Regions from separate parts of the Homo sapiens genome. Here all the other regions are linked to region 2. Evidence: chromatin contacts called from ENCODE Hi-C data. All regions are on one chromosome and are shown on one strand. The core of a region is the stretch at or near the end of the contact, and the rest is flanking DNA. Distances in the headings are between cores, read along the strand shown.

Evidence for each region. A loop is a pair of places that touch in the nucleus more often than their neighbours do. Pooled maps may share reads with other maps.
Region 1: a map with no recorded cell type shows a loop between it and region 2 (9-fold over the local background). The contact joins two enhancer-like sites. A Hi-C loop is called at or near these places in 4 of 37 single-sample maps with no recorded cell type and 5 of 50 pooled maps.
Region 3: a loop to region 2 is called in a pooled map, with 7 times the contacts of the local background. The contact joins two enhancer-like sites. A Hi-C loop is called at or near these places in 3 of 37 single-sample maps with no recorded cell type and 7 of 50 pooled maps.

The regions. Positions count from the first base shown.
Region 1 is chr14:70,664,025-70,666,865 of GRCh38, forward strand. All of the region lies in intron 1 of TTC9 (tetratricopeptide repeat domain 9), which reads left to right. Among named protein-coding and RNA genes, the nearest start is that of TTC9, 24 kb to the left of the region's middle. RefSeq lists enhancers at 1,702-1,861, 2,359-2,841. Within about 2 kb of position 1,572, at least 19 of the 41 ENCODE cell types and tissues checked have a DNase peak (open chromatin) inside an H3K27ac peak, as active enhancers do.
Region 2 is chr14:72,476,176-72,478,993 of GRCh38, forward strand. It overlaps RGS6 (regulator of G protein signaling 6), which reads left to right. Exons shown (of 18, transcript NM_001204424.2): 11 at 567-665; 12 at 2,093-2,154. Among named protein-coding and RNA genes, the nearest start is that of MIR7843, 39 kb to the right of the region's middle. RefSeq lists an enhancer at 623-832. Within about 2 kb of position 1,561, at least 2 of the 41 ENCODE cell types and tissues checked have a DNase peak (open chromatin) inside an H3K27ac peak, as active enhancers do.
Region 3 is chr14:70,885,060-70,888,002 of GRCh38, forward strand. No RefSeq gene overlaps it. Among named protein-coding and RNA genes, the nearest start is that of PCNX1, 21 kb to the right of the region's middle. RefSeq lists an enhancer at 2,245-2,554. Within about 2 kb of position 1,457, at least 12 of the 41 ENCODE cell types and tissues checked have a DNase peak (open chromatin) inside an H3K27ac peak, as active enhancers do.

The DNA of each region.
Region 1 (2,841 bases), core at 322-2,821, 1.8 Mb before region 2:
AAGGATAAAAATAGAACCTGTTTCATGGAGTTGATGTGAGGATTAAAAGACATAGTGTATGTGAAGTATTTAGCACCTCTGACACCAGAGAAGGGATTAATAACCATGAGGAGGACACACTGTGGGGCGATGCCACTTATCCTGAGGTCCACTGCAACCCCAGGTCCTGGCTAATGGCTACAGGGATGGGGAAGGAGCAATCAGGAGGCAGCCAGTCCACGTCGTCTTAACTTCCTCAGCCCTCACACGTGCCTGCTGTCATCCCATCTTACCTATCCCATGGGCTTACTAGATGTACCAGTAGCCACCCACCCAAAGCAGAGAGGTGCCTAAAAATCACCTGCAGGTAGCGCTGAGGCCAGCCTCCAGCCTGGCTGTCACCCCCTCCACCCCTGGATTCCCTTAAGAGTCCTGGCCTGGGCCGGGTGTAGTGGCTCACTCCTGTAATCCCAGCACTTTGGGAGGCTGAGGCAGGCAGATCACCAGAGGTCAGGAGTTCGAGACCAGCCTGACCAATATGGTGAAACCCCGTCTCTATTAAAACTACAAAAATTAGCTAGGCATGGTGGCGGGCATCTGTAGTAGTCCCAGCTACTTGGGAGGCTGAGACGGGAGAATTGCTTGAACCCAGGAGGCAGAGGTTGCAGTGAGCCGAGATCGCACCACTGCACTCCAGCCTAGGCAATAGAGCGTGACTCCATTTAAAAAAAAAAAAAAAAAGAGTCCTGGCCTAGCACCCCAACTTCTTATCCAGATTCTACCTCTTGGCCCAGCTATTTCTCCATCTTTCTGGGCCCTGTCTGTGGTGTCAGCTGAGGCTCCACACCCTATAACCAGCCTAGCCCTGCCTCCCTTGCCTCCCCCAAAGTCTGAACCCTGGTCCACAGCCAGGTATGCCAGTTCCCACCGGATCTGCAGGGGAACTAGAAATATTTTTACCAAATAAGTGCCAGAAATTGATTGCTGTGGTTCCTTTAACCCTTTGTGGGAAGGGGGAGGCTTCCCCATTTCCAGGCCTCTTTGCTTCCCCTGCCCCTGTCACCACCATTTTATGCATTCAAAAACTGTTATTTTATTTTATTTTTATTTTTATTTGTTAAATGGTCCTTTTCCTAGACTGCCAGGGTCAGCAAACAGAAGTGTCTGTTCAAAGAGGGAGGGCTGGACGGGAAGAGGGCTGCTAGGCCCGGTCAGAGAGGACTTCAGGCAGGGAGCGTGGAAGCTGTGGACAGGACAGCTTTTAGCTCTGGGAGCAGGTGCTGGAGCCAAGTCACACACAGGTAGCAGTCAGTGAGGTTCACATCCAGGAACCTTTTTACAGAAACCCCTCTCTCTCTCTGTACAGCTGTATAAGCACCAGCACAGGCTCCGACAACATGCAGGTGAGGAAGGGGACAGAAGGGCCTAAGATCCCACCATGGAGAGAGAGGGAGGAGAGGGGAGGGGGGCTTGTAGCATCAGCTTATCAGAAGGACCCCCTGGTGCACCAGAAGATTGTAGTCCTGGGTGAACAAGAGCTGCCCTCGGGGGTTAGCAGCCTGTTGCTTCTGTTGACTTGGCTTTCTGCCCTGCAGCCAGTGAAACCTGACAGGTCAGTTTCTAGATCTGGGCTGATTCTCTTTCACTTCCTGGTTCTCATACCTTCATCTTGACAGTCTGTGTATTTCTCCTCATTCTGTGAAAGAATGGAGTTTTTTGGTCCTAAATGCTCAAAAAAAATCTGGTCTCTTAAAAAATCTCAGCAATTCTGATACCTGGGAAGTTATTTAAGGGGTCAGAATGACTGACGTTAGACCCCTGAAGATTGAAATCAGTGACTTGTCTCTATCCTGAGGTGTCTTCTGTCAGTGTGGAAAAGTCTGGGCACAAAGAAGGAACAGAGCATCAGCATTCTCCCCCAGCCACCCAGCCGGGTTGTGAACAGAAGCACCAGTTTTGCCTCCTAAGTCTCTGTTTTTATTTGCTTTGAAGAAGCAGACAGGTGCCTTTTTCCTGTCTCTTTTTTTGTACTCCCTCCGAAGTATGCAACATACTTTGCCGTTGGTCAATGCCTACTAGATATTTGAGTGGTTAAATGGAGGCGAGGTGGCTCAGCAGGGTTGGGATTAGAGGGAGGTGCCTAGGGCACGAAATTTCAATCATTCTTCAAGGCCATTTAGTCATCCTCCAGGCGTGTCATCACTCTAGTCCCAGCCCTGTGGCTCCCTGTGGCTCAGGGCTGGTAAGGGAAAGCTCAAAGGGACATGGTTTACTCAAAGATGGCTGTTTGTGGGATGGGGAAGCTCTCCACCATGAGACCTGCCTGCCATAGCTTCCTCTTGCCTGGGACACCTAGGTCTCTCATGTCCAGACATGTGGCTTGTATGAGCTGGTCACTAGCCTACCAGAAAGCCCCCTCTCTCAGGAACTGCAGAGACAAATATACATGAAAGGGAACTTGAGGGAAGTCAGAGGCAGATGTTACTGGTACAAGACTAAAAAGAATTCTAAGAATGTTAACTAACATTTTTTTCATGCTTGCTATGTGCCAAGCCCACATTAAGTACTTTATGGCCATTATTTTATATAATCCCTCCAACAACTAGATTAGGAAGGACTTGGATTCTGGAGCCAGACAGCTTCAGCTTAAATCCCATCTTTGTCTCTTTCACGTTGTGTGGACTTGGGAAATTTCTTCAGCTCTCTGGGCCTCAGCTTCCTCACCTATAAAATTGAAACAGTAATAGTACCCACATTGGAGTATTCTGAGGATTATATCAGTAATACATGTAAAACAATGAGACCAGCATCTGTACAAGGTAAGCACTCAACAAATATTGGCCATGATGGTGATGATGATGA
Region 2 (2,818 bases), core at 311-2,810:
AAAAACTTAGGCCAGAAAACTGTTTAACTTGAAAGGGAAACCCTGAAATGCTGCCATCCCAGTTTTGTACCAGATGGGAATCTGCTGACCAACGGAAATGTAGAGGGGATCTTTTGTGCATACTCTTTGGCAGTGGCTCTTGAACTTTCTTTATTCAGAATCATTTGGGGCATTTGATAAAAGTGCAGATTTCCAAACCCACCCACAAAGATTCTGATGCAGTAAGTCCAGGGGGCGAGGGGATACTCAGCAACGTGTCTTTTCCAAGCACACCCAGGTGATTCTTTGCAGGTGGTCTATGGACCATATTTGGAGAAACACTGAGATACAAGGAGGCTATTTTCAGCCCAATAAAAGATAGGATTTGGGTTATAGTGGTACCCCAAAGATGAGATGACATGCCTTAAGAGGCAGCATTCTCATCATTGAAGAAATAAAAGCAGAGACCAATCTCTTATTGTCATGAGGGGATTCACGAAATTGGATGAGTCATTGGACTAGCTGACCCCTAAGCCACCCTCCAATTCTGTGGGTGGATGATCCTCTGTGCTTGCTTCTTCTCCTAGTCCGTGTATGGCGTGACTGAAGAGTCCCAGGCACAGAGCCCGGTGCATGTACTCAGCCAACCAATCAGGAAAACAACAAAAGAGGACATCCGGAAACAGGTGAATGAATTGACAGCTTGCACTCTCAGGAGGAGACGTGGCCAGTTTAAAAACCCTTTCAAATGTTCAACTCTGAAGATTGAGCAAGCTTTGAGTTCCTGGAAACCACAGTGGAACCCAGCTGTGGGTGATTGAACCTTTTAAGTGCTGTGTGTGAACAAGCCACGGAAGCTTGAGAGAAAGAATTCTCTACCCAGTTCCTCCAGCAGTTACTAGAAAAGGGCGTAAATGAGTCATCCCATGCCTTGGGGTAACTGCTGTAATGGGGTTTCCCACAGTCCGCTGTGGGAGCTGGAGGAAGGAGGGGGCTCATGTCACACAGTCCTTATAATTGGAATGCACCAGCTCAGGATGGTCTACTTTATTGCTGTGATTTGAAAGGAAAGTTTAAGAATAAATAAAGCTCTACTCCCAATGCCATTTCAGCATTACTTGGTTGAATGTTATTTTCTTTCATGATGAGCAGCCCAGGTCAACAGACAATGGCTAATTATATTACTTCCTTCTGATATTTACTGGTAACAAAGCAACCTACTGTTTATATTATGCCTTGCTGGTTCCTAGAGGGCAAAACCCAAAGGAGTAAACTTTGAGGTGCTTGCCCTTGACAAGTTTATTATCTGATGGGTAAGAGGTAATGGATATATGAAAAAAAAAAGCTATTTGGCGGGGCTCGGGGCTCGGTGGCCCACACCTGTAATCCCAGCACTTTGTGAGGCTGAGGCAGGTGGATCATCTGAGGTAAGGAGTTTGAGACCAGGCTGACCAATATGATGAAACCCCATCTCTACTAAAAATAGAAAAAAGTTAGCCGGGCTTGGTGGCGTGTGACTATAATCCCAGCTACTCGGGAGGCTGAGACAGCAGAATCACTTGAATCTGAGAGGTGGAGGTTGCAGTGAGCTGAGATCATGCCGCTGCACTCCAGCCTAGGCAACAGAATGAGACTCTGTCTCAAAAAAAAAAAAGAAAAAAAGAAAAAAAAACCACACAGAAAAAAAGCTATTTGATGATTCCAGTCAAGCATGCCAAGGACATGGGTGTGACGTGCCTGTGAAAGGTGGGCAGAGGAGGGGTCACTGGGGATTGTTCAAAACAGGTATTTATGGGGCACATTTCACCTGTCCATGCTGTTGCTAAGCTACGTAGAAAATACATTGCCTTTAAATTTTGGAAAGCAAGACTTAAATCACACCACAGTATAGGAGGAGATGAGACAAAGGCTAAATTGCAGAATATGAATCTTGTATGATAGGGATGTCCAGAGGCACAAGTAATTTGCTGGAGGGCAGAGCTGAGGGAGTTGGAGATGTCTGGCCAGAGGAGGTATTTGGATCTTGGTGGAAATGCAGGATTTGGGTTTGTGGAGCGAGGGGAAAAAAATAATTTTAGTTTGGTCTTAACATCTGTGTTCTCTATTTTCCCAGATAACATTTTTGAACGCACAGATCGACAGACATTGTTTGAAAATGTCCAAAGTGGCTGAAAGGTATGTTTTCCTTTAATAATATTACTACTTTCTTCTAATTTAACAGGGAAGAAATGTTACAGGGTTATGGTTAACGAATGTGTTCAATGCCAAGAGTTAGACTGTAGTTATTCCTTAGACTGGGGTGCAGAAAAACCCACAGGCTCCATGTGAGTATAACTAAGATAACAGACCTCCCTTGAGTGATGTCAAGAAATGTTCCGTTGCTAAGGCTTTACAGGGGGTGGCCACGGGACCTTGTCAATCAAGGAAGAATGTCCTTTAAAGCTACATAATGCACCTTTGCCTTCAGCCTCTGGATTAATTCAAATGGAAATTGCTCCCCTTTCAGCTATAAAATGCCCAGATTCACTTTATAGGGGAAAAGAAATTATGTGTGTCCTTTGAGGTGCTGGCTGCATAGACAGGAGGGGACTGGATCATCGGGAAGTGTTCCGCCTCCACACGCCATCAACCACTGAACTGCATCGAATCAGCTGTAAAGAAAATATTTGGCCCCTCCAGCCTGGCTTCCACAGCGGTGTGTGTGCTTCATTCTGCACCAGTAGCTAGTTCCACTCCGTTAACTCATGGGAGACTCAATTTTATCAACTAAATGGTCTGTTTTTTTAACTCTTCCGTGAAGATGGGAGACCACATGGGGAATCTATATGGAATAAATCTA
Region 3 (2,943 bases), core at 207-2,706, 1.6 Mb before region 2:
AGGAGCAAGGCAGCTCAGGAGCTGACTGGGCAGTAGTATCGAAGGCCCAGATACAGTGTCCAGGCAAAGGGCCAAGAGCCCAGTCAAGGATGACAGCTGTATTGCGGAGATAAAGCGAAGAAAGCACAGGTTTCAGAGTCAAACAGACTCAGGTTTGAATCCAAGACTATCTTATCTGCTGTGTAAACTTGGGCAAGCCACTTAACCTCTCTGAGGCTTCTGTTTCCTTGGCTAAAAAGGAACATAATAATGTCTACCTCAAAGAGTTGTTATAAGGAGTATAAATAATATATGAAGAGTGCCTGGCACTTGGAGCACTCAATAAATGAGAGCTATTGTTATTATCAATATCACCCTCATTATTTATATTGAACTATAGAGATTGCTGTGGCTCAGGCTGAGAAATAAAGCAAGTGAGAGGAGTCTTTGCCAAGAACAGAGAAACCACCAGGAGGGGGAACGGGCCTCTGCAGAATTGATCACAAAAGCTCTCTGGCTTATGTATTACTCATTTGTCACTGTTGATTTATACATTCATTCTTATACTCAGTAATGCCAACACCATTGTCACCATTGCCATCATTCCCTCCAACAAAAATAAGAAGAACCTTAGATTTCTGTTAAAACAGTTCAACAGGCTGTGTTTTGCCCCTGGCACATCTCTTCATCTTTTCTGTGGATTGAGCTGCCATTGGTATTCAGGGATACCACCTGCCCCGAGTTGCTGACAACCATCTCCATGGTTTCTGGCCAGATCTCATTAGCTAAGTGAGGTCAAGCCCAGTGAGGTTAAATACCGACAAGGGAGAGGGTCGGGGGATACACAGATGGTTACAGGCATTGGGATGGAATGGCATGGCTGACCCAGCCTTGTGTTAGGTAGAAAACCAAGGTCACAACCTTTTGCAGTCTCTGAGGAGCTGCGTGACAACATATTTAATCAGAGGATGCCAGCCACAGTGATCCTGCAAGTTTCCAACTGATACAGTTTACCTGCTCCCTCTACATTCAATTGATGCTATTACTGCCCAATCCAATAATAAGCAACAATTTATTAAGCCCTTACTGTTTGCCAGGCTAACGACAGGCCAAAATGCAGGGCTAAAGCACTTTACATACTGTCCCATTTAATCCTCACCACAACTCTATAAAGTCAGTACTATTACCTGCTCCATTTTACCGATTAATAGAAGTTCAGAGAGGTTAAGTAACTTGTCTAAGTCCGCATAGCTAGTAAAACTGTAGAGCCAGCTTGGGAACATGGGTTTTGCTGATTCCAGATCTCCAGCTCTGCATTAAAATGCTAACTGGTGCTTCTCACACTTTAATGTGTATATAAGTCACCAGGCGATTTGTTAAAATGAAGGTTTTGATTCAGTAGATCCAGATGGGACCTGAGATGCTGCATTTCTTAGGCCACATGTATGCTGTCGGGCCGTGGGTTATAATTTGAATCACAAGAGACTTGTCTGATAGATTTGGTTCACAGTGGTTGGCAGGTTTCTCTTTGAAGGAGGTTGGGTTTTGGTCTTAGGGTTAGGCTAAGAGGCTTTAAAACCATTCAGGAAGTGTGGATTTTAGTTCTATGCTGCATACTAAATCATCATAAATTTATCCCCTTAAAACAACTCCCCATTCATTACTTTACAGGTTTTCCCCCAGAACTGGGAAGGGTGTGACTCCACTGATCTCCTCACAGGGCTAAATCAAGATGTCAGCTGGGCAGTGTTCTTATCTGGAGCTCAAGGGCCTTGTGGAAGCTCATTCTGGTTGTCACAGATTCAGTTTCTTGCGGTTGGGGGACTGAGGTCCCTGTTTCCTGGCTGGCTGTCAGCTGGGGGCCACTCTCAGTTCCTAGAAACTGCCGCATTTCTTACCACTTGGTCCTTTTATCTTCATAGTCAGCAATAGAGAATCTCCCCTTTGTTGAATTCTTCTCATGCTTCAAACCTCTTTGATTTTTTTCTGTCTTTGACCTCCAGACTCAGAGTTAAAGGGCTCGTGCTATTAGATCAAGCCCACCCAGACAATCTCCCTATCTTGGGACCTTAATTACATCTGCAAAATCCCTTCACAGCAGAATCTAGGTTGCTGTTTGATTGAGTAAGTGGGAGAAGGCTCACAGATCCCAGAGGCAGGAAACCTTAGGGGCTTAGAATTCTGCCTACCACAAAGTGTTTTGGTTTTCCTGGATGAGCTGCATTGTTGATTGATCAATGTTTTTAGAGTCATCGAAATTGAGACTATATAAGCTTTCTCATTTCTGCTTTCATTTCTACTCTCTTGCTGTAAGCCTCTCCTTTGGTATGAAATTACCAACAATGATTTCAAAATAAAAATGGACTGTCAACTTCCAGCAAATTGAGCTTAGCCCTTTTTCTCATTTATTGTATAAACTGAAAGTGTAAAACAGGAATTGATACATAGATCATTTGGGGTTTTTCACTGACTCATTAGCAATGTCCAGGAATAAGTCTCCAGATGCAGAGATGTTTATAGAAGGCAGTACTTCTTACTCAAGGAACTCTAAGTGCTCACGGATGATGTGAGCCAACAGACAGTGCCTGCACTTTGAAGAAGGAGGGTTTGTGATATCTTGACGTCAAAGATCTGACTGAAATCTTTGGAATCAAGCCCATCTTTTCTGATTTCTAGCCTATTTTCCTTCCAATGGCACTGTCCTAAGGTTGTACAGCTTAGAAAATGTTAACCCAGTATTGTTTTCTTTACTTGCATGTGAGAGAAGAGAAGTCAAAGTCAAAAGCAGGCAGCTGGAAACCTCCAGGGGAAGGGATTCCCAGGGGTCCTTTATATTCCTTTCTCCCCAAGCAAAGCAGAGAGAGAAGCAGCACACATACCCTGTGGATTCTGGGTTTGGAAAGCATAGTTGTGTTGTTCATCTGGGCTGCTATAACAAAATACTATACACTGAATGGCTCATAA